Regions from separate parts of the Homo sapiens genome. Here regions 1 and 3 are each linked to region 2. A link is a contact called in ENCODE Hi-C data. All regions are on one chromosome and are shown on one strand. Each heading gives the region's core, a stretch centred on a gene start or an enhancer-like site at or near the end of the contact. The rest is flanking DNA. Distances are from core to core; before and after follow the strand shown. Region 1 overlaps LPCAT1 (lysophosphatidylcholine acyltransferase 1). Region 2 holds the start of ICE1 (interactor of little elongation complex ELL subunit 1). Region 3 holds the start of CEP72 (centrosomal protein 72).

Evidence for each region. Hi-C counts contacts between places; a loop is a spot of excess contacts on that map. Pooled maps may share reads with other maps.
Region 1: a map with no recorded cell type shows a loop between it and region 2 (16-fold over the local background). The contact joins the enhancer-like site here to the promoter of ICE1 in region 2. A Hi-C loop is called at or near these places in 2 of 37 single-sample maps with no recorded cell type and 3 of 50 pooled maps.
Region 3: a pooled map shows a loop between it and region 2 (8-fold over the local background). The contact joins the promoter of CEP72 here to the promoter of ICE1 in region 2. A Hi-C loop is called at or near these places in 6 of 50 pooled maps.

Annotation. Positions count from the first base shown.
Region 1 is chr5:1,496,702-1,501,566 of GRCh38, forward strand. It overlaps LPCAT1 (lysophosphatidylcholine acyltransferase 1), which reads right to left. Exons shown (of 14, transcript NM_024830.5): 2 at 4,760-4,865. Among named protein-coding and RNA genes, the nearest start is that of MIR6075, 12 kb to the right of the region's middle. RefSeq lists enhancers at 3,549-4,440, 4,441-4,865. Within about 2 kb of position 1,515, at least 6 of the 41 ENCODE cell types and tissues checked have a DNase peak (open chromatin) inside an H3K27ac peak, as active enhancers do.
Region 2 is chr5:5,421,427-5,425,884 of GRCh38, forward strand. It overlaps ICE1 (interactor of little elongation complex ELL subunit 1), which reads left to right and starts at 1,251. Exons shown (of 19, transcript NM_015325.3): 1 at 1,251-1,573. The coding sequence starts at 1,490. It overlaps LOC101929200 (a long non-coding RNA gene), which reads right to left and starts at 703. Exons shown (of 6, transcript XR_001742583.3): 1 at 1-703. RefSeq lists enhancers at 1-497, 498-1,008, 874-1,123 and silencers at 1,154-1,483, 1,544-1,683.
Region 3 is chr5:610,221-615,065 of GRCh38, forward strand. CEP72 (centrosomal protein 72) reads left to right here and starts at 2,120. Exons shown (of 12, transcript NM_018140.4): 1 at 2,120-2,223. The coding sequence starts at 2,142. It overlaps CEP72-DT (CEP72 divergent transcript), which reads right to left and starts at 1,990. Exons shown (of 3, transcript NR_103444.1): 1 at 1,932-1,990; 2 at 1,227-1,533. RefSeq lists enhancers at 1,043-1,973, 1,974-2,903.

The DNA of each region.
Region 1 (4,865 bases), core at 265-2,764, 3.9 Mb before region 2:
GCAGCCTCAGCTCTTCTCTAAAGATCTTGGAGGAATTTTATACCCAAACTATCCACATGTGAAAACCCGGACTGCTGGTGTGGATGACAGCCTCAGAGAAAAGCTCCGCTTGCTGTGGGGTTGGGGACCCAGCACCCACTCACCCCAAGGCAAAGGGAGCCAGCACAAGCCCAGGGTGCTCAGGTGCCTGGGCAGCCCATTCCCAGGGGAATGTGAATCAGGAGACAGATCTATCTGCATACACAGGAGCGGGGATCTCCATCAGCACCCCCAGGAAATCCACTCCGTCCTACCGCCCTCACACGGACGACACCCAAGAATCCTGAGACGTGTGAGCAGAGCAGCTGCATGGCAGAGAAGCAGAGGACTGACCCCAAGGAGACAGAAAGGGTGGGCATCAGAAGAGGGGTGCAAAACATCCACCACGCTCGCCAAGAGAGTCTGGAAGAACAGGGCGCTGAGGAGCATCAAAGAACAAGAAAACACTCTCAGAAACCAAGACTGTCACTGTGGAGACAAGCAACTCACAGGAAAGACTGGGAAATGAGGAGGAGGAAATCTCCCAGAACATGCAGGGGGAAAAGGAGGAAGGCCGCTGAGGCCTGCATCTCCTCAAGCCAGCTGGCATGTGGAGGTGGGTGGGGGAAGCCCACACGTCTAAGCGTGAGGGGCAGGCGCAGGCCCCGGCTCTGCAGGTTCCAAATGTTCTGCTGTGAGCAGAGGCAAGAGGCAGAGTGGAGCCGGCCCTGGAGAGGACCTATACACATGTACACAGCCTGAGTGCTGGCTACGGTGCCAGGCCGGTGGGGTAGGGCAAAGGAAGGGGCCCTGGGGCCACGTCTGGCGGGGCTTCAAGGAGGCAAGTCTGGTGATCCACGTGGACTGGCTTAGCTGGGTCAGGGACGGCCCCTGGGTGGCTGGTGGGAGGGCTGTGTTGGGCTGGCAGGTGTGGAGGGGCAGCCCCAGGCTGAGACGCAGGTGGCAGGAGCTGCTGGCTTCTGGGAGACCAGATAAAGTGGTTTGATGCTCAAGTTCAAGCTCCAACCTCCAGGCCAACATACGGGGAGTACCTAGAGTCATCATGGGGATGGCATCCCCAAACTTGGGAACAGGTGTTCCCACACAGAGCATTCAGGAAAGGGCACCATCCATCTGAACCATCCGGTCAGCCAAGGGGCAGCCCCTGGAGGACCTGGCCCAGCTCAGGACTTGGCCCGTGGTCAAGGATTCAGCGCCAGATGGTCGGGTTTTGCAAAACGATGCTACGGTTTTTACAACACTGTGTGTGTTGAAAGTAACCTAAAATAGTGCCTTTTGCGAAACTGTGTCATTCTTTCACTGAAAGCCTAAGATTTTTATTTTAGGAAGGTTTGAATGACACTAACTTACATTCAGCAAAAATGCTTTAACTCAACATCAATCTATTCAAAACTGCAGAGCAGTGCATAACGTGAGCCAACTTAAGTCCCAAACCGACTACGTAATTATTATTCAGCGGTACACTCTGAATCTGCTACTTCAAATTCAGTTTCCTCCTGATCCCTTACGTCCCTAACTACGGTGCTTTTGTGACTAGGTTTCCCCTTGGGGAGTTCAGAATTCAGGGTTTGTTCTCTCTTCTGTTTCCCTTCAAGCACCAAGCCAAGCCCAGGACTGTGCACCAAGGGAGCTTTCATCAGTGCTGCTGAAGGAGACGCCAGGGGCTCCAGGGGTGGGATTCAATGCCAGGCAGCACGGGCAGCTTGAGTGCCCACAAGCATCCGTGCATACTCCCACACATGCACACATTCACACACATACACAGACATCGCTCTCATATATACTCACATGCACACACACACTCATACATATGTACACACATATACTCTCATACACATATGTACATACATCATACATATGTGGACACCTGTACACACGTACACTTGCACATATACACACATACATGTACACAGAGACACAACACTCATACACATGTACATACTGTCATACACGTACATGTATGTGCACACGATACAGACATCCATCCACACATATATACATGCACTCACATGTACACACATGCAACACACACAGGTACACAGCACACACATATACACATGTACACACTCATATACATACTTGCACTGGTGGCTCACATACACACAGTAATGCAACCACATGCCTATGCACGTGTACCTACTCCCGTGCATGCACATACATATGTATGCACACTCACATGCGCATATGTACACACATACACACCCTCTCTGCACACATACACAGAATGATACACAGTGAGTCTCCACAGACCCAGATGCCCAAAGATCTCATGAAGCAGAGGTGACAGAAACCCCAACGTGTCACTGTCACGGGACACTTCACACGTGCATGAGATGTACATATGAAAGCGTCTCTGAAGTACAGCTGCTAGAATAAGAGTCCGTTGTGGTCCATTTATCGCCTGTTGAAGCCAAGTCAATTATTCACAGACAAGAAAAGCCACCAGGGTTAGCATGGGGAAACGGAAAATTGCCCCAAGCCATCTATTTTGAAAAGTGAGAGCCTGTGCTCGCACGGGGCTCCTGCCTCCTGAGACAGAACAGAGGAGGCGGGGAGCTCGGCCCAACAAGGACATGGGGAGTAAAGAGAAAGGGTGCCAGGAAAGCACCACGAAGCCATTGCTGCCCACAGCACCACATTCAGCCAGGTCACCTGCAGCCTGCTTCACACTACAGAACCCCCACTTTCTAGCTGTGGCTTCTCAACTCAGCAAAACTGAAAGCCTGACTTTGATTTGGCCTTGATTTACTTTGCTTGGTTATATATTTGATACCCAATTCCTATTTTATGGTTAAAACGTTTCAAAAACAAACCAAGATAAAGCATAAGAGAATTTTAAAAATCTAGAAAGGCTAAATGAAGAACTAAAGCCCGTGATGATCCTGTTGCCCCTAAAGAACCCAGGCTGCCCCAGGTCACCACTACCCAGCAAGCTGCTCAACGTCCACCCACTCAGCAGGGCCCAGAGTGAGGGACCCCCAACGCCCAGGCTGCCCTCTCCTATGACTGCACCATGTCTGCACGCAACGGTGCGGCAAACCCGGGACCCTAAGTGGCCGTCTTCCCCCTGCACCTAACTGCATGTCTGAGTGTGGCCCTGGGTATCAAGGAGAACCGAAGCTCAGGCAGATGTCAGCTCCCATCAGCCTCTTGGCCGTGAAAACTTTGCTGTACATACAGCCCACAGATCAGACACCTTCCAGAGAAAGGAGGGGCCTGGGCGTGCCCATTACACCTTTCGGAGGCCAGGCAGTGAATGCTTTAGGCTCTACAGCCACACGGCCTCTGTCCCAACCACTTGGCCCGGTTCCCCACCAATGCAGCCCTGAACATCACGCAGGCCAGCGGGCGTGCCCGTGCTCCAGTAAAACTTTACTTATAGTCAGGCAGCAGCCTCCAATTAACTACTAATATTCCTGTTTCTGAATAAAAGATTCAGGGAGCCCCTCCAGAATGATGAGAGATGTTAACAACACATGGAAGGGTTGTCAGAGCTGTGGTTATAGGACACGCGTGGTAACTTTTAAGATACTGAAAATATTTATCAAAGTATTTATGATATCTCAACATTTTCATTTGCTAATGGCAGATACTTTCAGTGAAAGCACAGCTTTAGGAATTTAAATGAAACAAGAAAATATTGTGATTTAGTTTAATTTTTTGTGGTCTGTTTTGGATCTTTAGTTTAGATGTATTCCTCATCGGGTAGGTGTGCTTTATTTATATTCCGTGCTTAAAAGCCAGGAAGAGTTTAGGTCCACAAAGCAAGGGAAAGACGGCCCTGGAGGGGTGGTGCCAGCAGGCAGCAGGCCAGGCCAACGTTGGCTGACATGCAGTCTCGGAGGGCGGGGAAGGACCCGAGCCTCCTGTCCGAAGGCAGGGCTGGGCCTGGCTCCAGCCAGTTGCTGGCCCTGGGGAGCAGGCCCACTGGCCGGAGCTTCTGCTTTTCCAAGACTGGCCAGAAATGGGGATTTTGATGTCAAGTCACTGGGCCTTTATGATGCGGCAACCTGTTCCCACTTAGCCCAATTTTAATAAGACCAGGTTGGCAGGAGATGCCATGGTGGCCACCTGCCCCCCGAGCAGCCGTTCCCCTCATTGCTGCTGCTCTCACACCTGGAAGATGGCCCCTCCCGGGCCCACGGCACCCGCACCAGGTCCAGCTGCCTCTGCATGGGGGCCACTGAGGCAGGGACCTCCCTAGGCAGGAGGCCTGTGTCACTGTGGTGCCCTGTCACTGCAGCCCAAGAGGCCGTCCACTCACAGCCTGAGGGTCTGGGGGAGGCCACCATGGGCAGGGCCAGAGCTGAGGGTCTGAGGTGGGAGGGGTAAGGGGGCTGGCAGTCACAAAGCCAGGAGAGGGTGTCCAGAAGCCTGACTTTCGTCAGCAACAGGGAGCCCCAGCAGGTTCTGGAGCAGAGAAGGCTACGGTGTAGGGGGGTCTCTGTGCTCAAGGGTGTGAAACAATGGCCACACATCCTGCAGACCCCTGGAAAATGAAGCCTCAGAGCAGGACTGTGGCGGAGGCGTGGAAGACAGAGGCAACGGGGAGGTGGCCGAGTCCCCACTGGCAGGGGGCAGCCCTGGTGGACGCTGGGCTCAGAAGGGAAGGACAGATGGGCTAGGGTGGAGACACACAACCCCACTGTGAGAATGGGTTCCCACTGTTTGGCCGCGTGACCCCCCCCCAGGAGGAGAGCACGGCACACGCGCAACTTACTTCCTCCACAGGGCCGGGGGCTGCTCGGGTTCCTTCTCCGCAGAGCCCAGGGATGCGACAAGTGCGAGGGGCCAGGCCAGCAGCATCATGGCAGCGGCAACCAGGA
Region 2 (4,458 bases), core at 1-2,500:
TCTATCACCGGCAGGTCCTCAGTTAGGTACACGCCTGTCTTGCTTGGGTGTCAACGACAGGAAACTTAGCTATCGCTGGATGTCTGCTTCCGCCACTCCACAGCAGGTGGTATCCAGAGTGTGTAAGCAAGGTCAGGGGTGCGAAATTTGGAGAAGAAAACTCAGAGAAAAATGCAGACTGCTTTTTTTGGAAGGGGTGTTTTCAGTTGCAATTTCCATACTGAGGAGCTAGAAATTGGCTGGTAAGGTCTAGACATTAACTTAACTAAACGTGCATTCCTCCTCTTGAATTTGGACTTTATAAGGAATTTGGATTGTATAACCACACGATGGAAGCTGCGAGAGGCTTCTGAACAAGGTACTGACGGCGACCAGCTGTGATGACTAAAAAGACGATTCTGGTGGTGGTGGATACGGTGGCTGGAGATAAGAAAAACCTCGGTTCAAACGAGATCTGAATTTACCCACTAACTACGACCACGAGGAGTTTATTCCTTTATCTTTCCGTTTTCTCTCTCTCCCGAGAAGTGTCAAAAACAGGATTTGGAGGTGGCAGGATAATGGCCAAAATGGGTAGACAAGGTGGCGAACGATTCAACCAGGCTCTGGGCTTGGCGCATGGTGGGCGGTGGCGCCCACACCTGGGCCTGGGAACCCGCCGCTCGGGCATCACTGGCTGCCGCGGCGACCGGCGAGGACACATGACCGAGGAGCGAAAGGTCAGAAGACAAGGGGACTGTTACAGGAGCAGGGGAGCCGCCACTGGCTGCTAAGGCCGTGCAACTGGCGCCGAAGCGCACGATCTCCGCCCGCCCCGCAGCGCGTCGGGAACTGTAGTCCCTCCCTCTCCTGCTCCCTGGCCCAGGACGGGCTCCGGGACAGCGCCTATCCCTCTAGCTGTAAATCACGCACTTTCCTGTCCTGGACGCCGGGTCCTTCCACTTCTCAGGCGTCTGGAGCTTACGTCACGGGCGGGTCACCGCCCACATAGCGGAGGCCTTTAGGTGTCTATGGAAAGCCTGTCGTACAGCAAGGTGGCAATAAAGGATCGACCCTTAACAGTGGTAGGAATGCACCTTCGATCCTTCTACTCCTATTGGCTGCTCCTCTGTGGGCGTCTCCCCCGCCGCATAGCACAGCTCCTCTCCCGGTGTTGCTCAGGCAGCGCCTTAGGCAGCCCCGCGCCCAGGGGAGGGGCGGGGCGAGCCAGGGCGGGGCGGGGCGAGCCAGGGCGGGGCGGGGCCCTGACTGGACTGCGTCGCGCTCGGGGGCCGCGCCGGGTAGCGTTTCTTTTTAGTGCCTGAGGCAGCTCTGGCTCGGAGAGCCTTTTGCTAGCCCCACGGGGACCTCTGTGCACGGATGGACCCGCCCGGACCTGGCGGGAAGCGGCCTGGCAGGCGGCGGCCCCGGCGGCATCAGCAGAGACAGGACGGGGCCGACGCCGCGGGCCCCTGAGGCGTGCGTGCCCACCGGGCCCGGCGGCGGCACCATGATGCCGGGCGAGACCCATTCGGCGGCGCCCGGGACGGCGGCGGACCTGTCGCGATGTCAGGGCTGCGCCTCTCTGCAGCAGGTGCAGCACCTCCCGGGGCCCCGGGCGCGGGGGGGGACTCGGCTCGGCCGGCCGGGAGCGCAGGGATGTGGGGTCCGGCCGCGCGGGCTGTGCCTCAGTGCGCTGCTCTCCCTTCCCAACCGTAGCTCTTGCTCGCTCGTCTCTCTGCTCTCTTTTTCCTACATGAGTTTTGGGGACGGCTTTCTTTGCTTTATTTAAGCTTGAAACCCAGAGTTCATTGACTGGAATGCGCTGGTGTAACGGTGGGGGTGGAGTAAGCGAGGTTTGGAGGGCCCCCCACCTTCCCTACCCGGCCTCGGAGCTCCCTAGGGCAGACTCCGTAGGTCAGTGAGGGACAGGTGAAACGCCGAGGGCAGTTATCTCCCTGAGGATAACGCTTTGGTCTTCTGGCCCATCCTGAGTATTTGTTGTTTGGAGGCAGAATCTTACGTGACATGTGGGTTGTCTGAGTCTTAGACTCGAAGAGTCTAGGGAGGCGTTTCAGCTTATAGCAGATGTGCCATCCCGAGGCTAATTTTTTAAAAAGCAAGCCAAGTAATTGGTCAAGTAGCTTGTCAGTTGTTTGATAAAAGTAGTTTATGAAAGGCATGCAGAGACTGGAGGTTTCTAACAGCGGCGTGGGCTCTTCTTTAGAGTGACATAAGGGAGAATTGCTAGAGTATGGCTCCAGATCTTATGGGGTGGTACTTGGGCAATAGTGCCCCTCATTTCCCACGACTCTCCTAGCTGCCTGATGTCGGGGGTCTCTTTTAACTTCCTACTATCGCGGTTTCAGTGATAAAACGGAACTCACCAGCACCTCATTACCTACTCTGCCTAGTGTTCTAGGAACTACAGACATTGTGGTGAACAAAATAGGATCTCTCATAAGTAAGATGCATATGTGTGAATAAGGCCTCAGAAGATTTTAGGTGTTAGAAAATAAAGGAGGATGTTGGAATATTGGTCTTGTCTCTTAGCTAGAGTAGTCAGGTAGGGAATTTTTGAGTCAGTAACTTTCAGATATTTGAATAATGGGAAGGATCGGGCTGTCAGAAGAGATGTGGGAAGAGCTTCCTGGATAGAGGGATTAACAGGTGGAAAGGTTCCTTTGGTGAGAAGGAGCAGGGTGTCTTTGATGAGCAGAACATGGTATGGTTGGCATGAGCATAGTGCACACGGAAGATGGTTGATGAGACCAGACGGGAGTGCAGGCTAGGTAGGCCATGCCGAGAAACTTGGTTTGCATTTTAAGTGCAATATCTGTGAACTGATTGCAAACATTTTAAGTGTTGAAGGAAGGGGAGGAAGGAAATGTGCTGCTTTTGTGAGTAGAAGGAGAACTAACAGATCATTGCCTTCACTGAGCTGCATTGTGTAGGTATCTTATAACGCCCCCCCGCCCCCGCCACCACCACCCCAGGAACGTGATTGGAGTTCTCCCGAATCTTTAATACATTGTATTTATTATTCGAGCCAATTCACTCAACAAACATTTATTGATCACCTGCCGTATTTTAGACACTGCAATTATGGCATTAGGGGAGAAAAAGACAAAAATTCTTGATCTCTTGGAGCTTCCGTTCTAGGAGGGTGGCAGGATAAATGAAACAAATGAGTTATGTTAGAGGGTAATGAAAACGTTGTTGATGAATTGAACAGAGATGGGGAGGGAATGAATGGGTGAGGACTAGGCCAGTGGCTGTTGGAATTTAAGTAGGGAGTCCTGGAACGTTTATATTGGAGCAAAGGTGAGAGAATAATAAGCTCTGTAGAAATCTTGGAAGAAAAGTCTCCCATACAGTGGAAACATCAGATGTGAAGAACTGTAGCAGGAGCTGGCTTGGTGTGCTTGGGAAGAGCAAGAAGGCCAGTGAAGCTGGAGCGGAGTGAATGCTGGGAGTCAGGAAGGTAGGAGGAGGGCCTGATTGTGTGGGCTCCTGTAGACCATTGTTGGGGTTTGGGCGATGGAAATGGTGAGTCATTGGAGGCTTTTGTGCAGAAGAACTACTGATGTGAACTGTGCTTTTCAGTCATGGATCTGTTATGGTTAAATTTAGCAACTGTATTCTTCTGGTTGCTTAGGCCAGAAACTAGATGGCATCCTTGGTGCAGCTCTTTTTTTCTCATAACCTGTATCCAGTTTATCAGATTGTGTCCGCTCTGCCTTCATTATTCACCCACTTTTCAACATCTCCACTGCTTCCACCGTGGTGTGAACTACTCTAATGTATGGCCTAGAAATTGAATCTCCTTCCTTCTACCCTTGCCACATTTCCTGCTGTGGGTTCTCAAAACATCAATAAGAGTAATCCTAGATCCAGAGGTCTGCAAACTTTTTCTGTAAGGAGCAAGATCACAAGTATTTAGGCTTTGGGGACTTGCTCAGAACTGCTCAGCTCTGCCATTTTCATGTGAAAGCAGCTGTAGACAATTCACAAAGAAATGAGTATGCCTGTGTTCCATTGAAACATTATAAACACTGGAGTAGGGCCTTAGTTTACAGAGTTCTTCTCTAGGTCAGGACACTATTGCATTTGGATTTTCTGTGGCCTGGAATTGGATTACCTTTTTAGGGGAAAGTTACGAGTAGAGTCTCTGGAGGAATTCTGTAGTTGTGCAAAGTGAGTCTAGAAAAATAGGTTCCTGGCAGTTTATAGAGAACCTTGAATGGTAACCATCATAAATTCTTGTACTTATTTCTGTCAGTGTTATGGGATGGTGAAGGTTTTTGCATAGTTACGTTAGGACAGTGCTTGTAGTAGAAGTAACGGTGGTATGCAGGATGGATTGAAGGGGGGTGCAACTAGGTATGGTAAATTATTTTACTAATACATAATAGTGATAACAAAAGTCTGAAGTAATTGAAGGTTCCTGGGAAGGGGAATAAAGAAGAAAAAGGTTCT
Region 3 (4,845 bases), core at 870-3,369, 4.8 Mb before region 2:
GAGGTCAGCACGGAGGCGCCCTCGGGCACCAGCATGCCCTCGGGTTTGCAGCTTGTCAAATATCCCATGAAGGCAACCTGACCAAATGTGCTCTAACACCACTGGACCAATGGAACGTCTTGGGCTGAACAGATGCAGCCTTGCATCCACCGCCTGCCACCACCCTCTGTGTACACCCCCTGCACACACCTCTGCACACACCCCCCCTGCACACTGTTGCACATACCCCCTGCACACAGCCTGTGTACACTCCCTGCACAGATCCCCTGCACACAACTCCCTCACACATCCTCTGCACAAACCCTGTGTATACCCCCTGCACACACCTCTACACATACCTTCACACACCATGTATACCTCCTGCACACACCTCTGCACACACCTCCTGCACACACCTTGTGTACACTCCCTGCACACTGTTGCACACACCCCCTGCACATAGCCTCTGCACACAGCCTGTGTACACTCCCTGCACAGATCCCCTGCACACACCTCCCACACACATCCTCTGCACAAACCCTGTGTATACCTCCTGCACACACATCTACACACACCTCCTGCACACACCTTGTGTACACCCCCTGCACACTGTTGCACACACCTCCTGCACACACCTCCTGCACACACTGTTGCACACACCCCCACACATAGCCCCTACACACACCTCTGCACATACTGTTGCACACACCCCCACACATAGCTCCTGCACACACCTCCTGCACACACCTCCTGCACACACTGTTGCACACACCCCCACACATAGACCCTGCACACACCTCCTGCACACACTGTTGCACACACCCCTTGCACATACACCCTGTATATACCCCCTGCATACTCCTTATGTACAGCACTGCACATACTCCCTGCAGAGACCCTGTGTGCATCCTCTGCACACACCCCTTCTGTATACTGTCTGCACACACCCCCTACATGTACACCCTCTGCACACTCCTCCTGCATACACCCCATGTACACCTTCTGCACACACTCCCTGAACACATTCTGAGTACACCTCCTGCACACCCCGTGTACAACCTCTGCACACACCCCCTACACACTCCCCTACACACTCCCCTACACCATCCACACACACTCCCTGCACACAGCCCCTGCACACATTCCCCATGTACACCCTCTGTCTGTGTATACCCTCGTCTACTACCACCATACGTACCCCCCACCACTACCCTGCCTTGTCTATCACCCCCCAGGCTGTGACATACCAGGGATGTTGCCAACGAGCTGGTCTAATCTGGGGTGAGGGTTTCTGGGTGCCCCTAGACACCAGGAGAAAGGCGGGGAGGGGACACCCCTGGGGGTCTGGATTCACTCCACCAGGCGCTGGGCCACAGTGGTACGGTGACACAGTAGATGTCTTGAGCAGGATTAAAGTCTTCCCAATAAACAGGCTGAACTCTGTCTTCCTTGAAAGCTCTGTAGAAGGACCTCACAAGGATAAACACAGCGAGACCCTCCAGGGCGCGGTCAGCCACGAGCCACAGTGCTGGGCCTGTGACATCTCTGGAGGTTCTGGGGTGGAGAAGGACCGGCCGTGGGGAGTGACTGGCTGGGGAGAAGCTCAGCTCCCGCCCACCTCTGGGAGGCCCGGGGCTGGACGGGAGGTGCAGCAGACAAGGCTCCGGGCGGGTGCTGGGGTGTCTGGAGGGGTCCCCGCGGGGGGGTCGGGTTGGGTGGGGAGTCTAGGTGAGTCGGGGGTCCCCGGGGGCGCTGGGTTCAGGGTGGGAGCGGAGTGTGGATGGGGCAGGGTCCCCATGCCCACCACCAGCCGCGATTCCACCGCGCCTACTCGGGGTTTCCCCGGGAGGACACCGCGTGTGTCAAGGGCCGGGGCCTAGAAGGCGGCCGCGCCCAGGGAAGCCTTGACAGGGAGCTATCTGGGGCGGGGGCTGGGGTCGCGTGGCCAGTACCTGGGAGAACCGCCATTCAGGAGAACCCCCCGCCAGGCTCTTGGTTCCGCCCACGCAGTCCCGCCCCCTCCCCCAGCCACGCCCCTCGCCCCGCCGCGCAGGCCCCGCCCCGTCCCGCCAGGCTCTCGGTTCTGCCGACGCAGGTCCCGCCCCTCTCGTAGCCTCGCCCCGCCCGCCGCGCAGGCGCCGTCCGAGGGCTCCGTTTGAAACATGGCGCGGGCTGGCCCTCGGCTGGTGCTGAGCGAGGAGGCGGTTCGGGCGAAGAGCGGCTTAGGGCCTCACCGCGACCTGGGTGCGCCGGAGGGCGGGCGGGGGTGCAAGCGTGAGGTGGCGGGGGGGTGGGTGCCGAGCTTCCCGGGGCGGCGGCGGACCGTGGGCAGGCGGGACCCGTCTACGCAGGCGCCGCGGGCGTCCGGAACGGTCGCGGGCGAGCGGGGCGCGCGTGTCCAGGTGAGCGACCCACCCCCCGTGCCCAGGTGCGGCCCCTGCCCGCGTTCGGGTCCCGGCGTCCCGGCCCCTGCCTGTCTATCGGGTCACTGGTTCCGTGACTGGGGGTTACATCCGCTGAGAAGAGGGAGCCGGCCTTGCTGTCCAGGAGCGCAGCCCGCCCTCCCGCTGGGGATCACCTCCCTGGTTCTCCTGGGCCCACTCTGTGGTGATTGTTGCGCTCGGCCTTCTTGAGGATGTTGGTGGCCGGTTTCCTTCTTTTTGGCTTATTTTTGTCTGGTTTTGGCGTCAAGGTGAAGCCGAGCTCATAAACTGCTGAGAAGTGTTGCCTTCTCTTATATTTAGAAGAGGTTCTGTAGAGTGTGTGCTCATTGTTTGAATGTTTCCTGGAATTTTCCAGTGAAACCATATGGACATGTCAATTTCTGTTTTTGAAGCTTTTAAATGACAAATTCTGTATCTCTGGTTGTTAGAGAACCGTTCATATTAGTTCACCGCGAGTCTTGGCTGTGTGGGGTTTTGTGGCATTGGCTTATTTGAGCTAACTTGTGGAGTGTGTGTGTTGAGTTGTTTCTGGTGTTCTGTTGTTAGCCTGTTAATGTCTGTGTGTGGTCTGCAGGTGTTACTGGACCAACAGGTTCAGTCAGGTGCTGTGGGGGCCACAGGCCAATACACTGAGACAGTGGGGTTTGCAGCAGAGAAAGAGTTTAAGGCTGGCAGGGGCCCAGCAGGGAGGTGGAAGGAGGCCTCAATCCATCTCCCCAAGGAGATCTGAGCGGTTTTTTTTTTTTAGACGGAGTCTCACTCTGTCGTCCAGGTTGGAGTGCAGTGGCACAATCTCAGCTCACTGCAACCTCCACCTCCCAGGTTCAAGTGATTCACTCAGCCTCCTGAGTAGCTGGGATTACAAGCACGCGCCACCATGCCCGGCTAATTTTTTATATTTTTAGTAGAGACGGGGTTTCACCATGTTGGCCAGGCTGGTCTTGAACTCCTGATCTCAGGTGATCCACCTGCCTTGGCCTCCCAAAGTGCTGGGATTACAGGCATGAGCCACCTACACCCAGCCTGAGCTGGGGGTTTTAGAGGAACAGGACTGTGAGGAGCTGGAAGATTGGTGTTGTCAGTTGGTGGAGGTAAGGGCCATGGAATTATCAGGGTGTGGAAACTGCATTCTTTGGTGAATCCGCTTGCGGGGCCCTTTAGACCAGCTGGCATCAGTCCCCAGGTCCTGAAAGAATATCTCAAATGGAAAACTTAACGGTTTATAATGTCCAGGTTATTATCTGTAGAGTGGTTAAGGGGAACTGTAACCTCGTGACAAAATCCAAGTGATCCTGAGGCAGTAGGCACCACAGGGCTCTGAGGAAGCAGGTGAGAGGGCAGCTGACCTCGGGACATGCCGAGTCCTCCCTTCTTCCCTGATTAGTGCTACAAGGTTTACAGGGATATCCCTTTTCTGTTCCTGATGTTGATAATCTGTGTATTCTTTCTTTTTTAGTCTTGCTAGAGGCTTGTGAATGTTATTGATAGTTTCAAAGAACCGACTTTGGGTTTGATTTTTCTCCAGTGTTTTTCTAGTTTCAAATTTCATTGATTTCTGCTTTTTTTTATTTCCTTCTTTCTGCTTGCTTTGCATTTATTTTATACTTTTCTAAATCCTTGAGGCAAAACTGTAGATTATTGATTTGAGACTTTCCTATTTTCTATTATAAACAGTGCCACAAGTTTCCCTGTAAGCACTGCTTTAGCTGTATCCACAAATTTTGTTATGTTGTATTTTAATTTTCATCCAGTTCAGCGTATTTTAAGAATTTCCCTCGATACTTCCTGTTTGACCTGTGAATTTTTTTTTTTTTTTTTTTTTTGAGGTGGAGTCTCGCTCTGTCACCCAGGCTGGAGTGCAGTGACGCAATCTTGGCTCATTGAAAGCTCTGCCTCCTGGGTTCATGCCATTCTCCTGCCTCAGCCTCCCGAGTAGCTGGAACTCCTGACCTCATGATCCGCCCACCTCGGCCTCCCAAAGTGCTGGGATTACAGGCATGATCCACCGCGCCCGGCCTGACCTGTGGATTTTTAAGGAGTATGTTTTTAACGTTCCATGTGTGGATATTTTCCTGTTATTTTTCTGTGTGATTCCATTATGGCCAGAACATAATCTGTATGATTTTAATTCTTTTAAATTTGTCAGGGTTTGTTTTATGATCCAGCATCTGGTCTATGTTGTTGAATGTTCCAGGTGCACTTGAGTGTGTGTGTATTCTGTTGTTGAGTGGAGTGTTATGTAAATACATAAATATCAATTAGATCCTGTTGGTTGGTGATATTGTTCAGTTCTTCTGTATCCTTGCTGATTTTCTGTCTAGTGACTCTATTAATGACTGAGAGAGGGGTCTGGAACCCTTAACTGTAATTGTGGATTTGTCTGTTTTTTTTTTCACTTTGTATGTTTTGAAGCTCTGTTTGT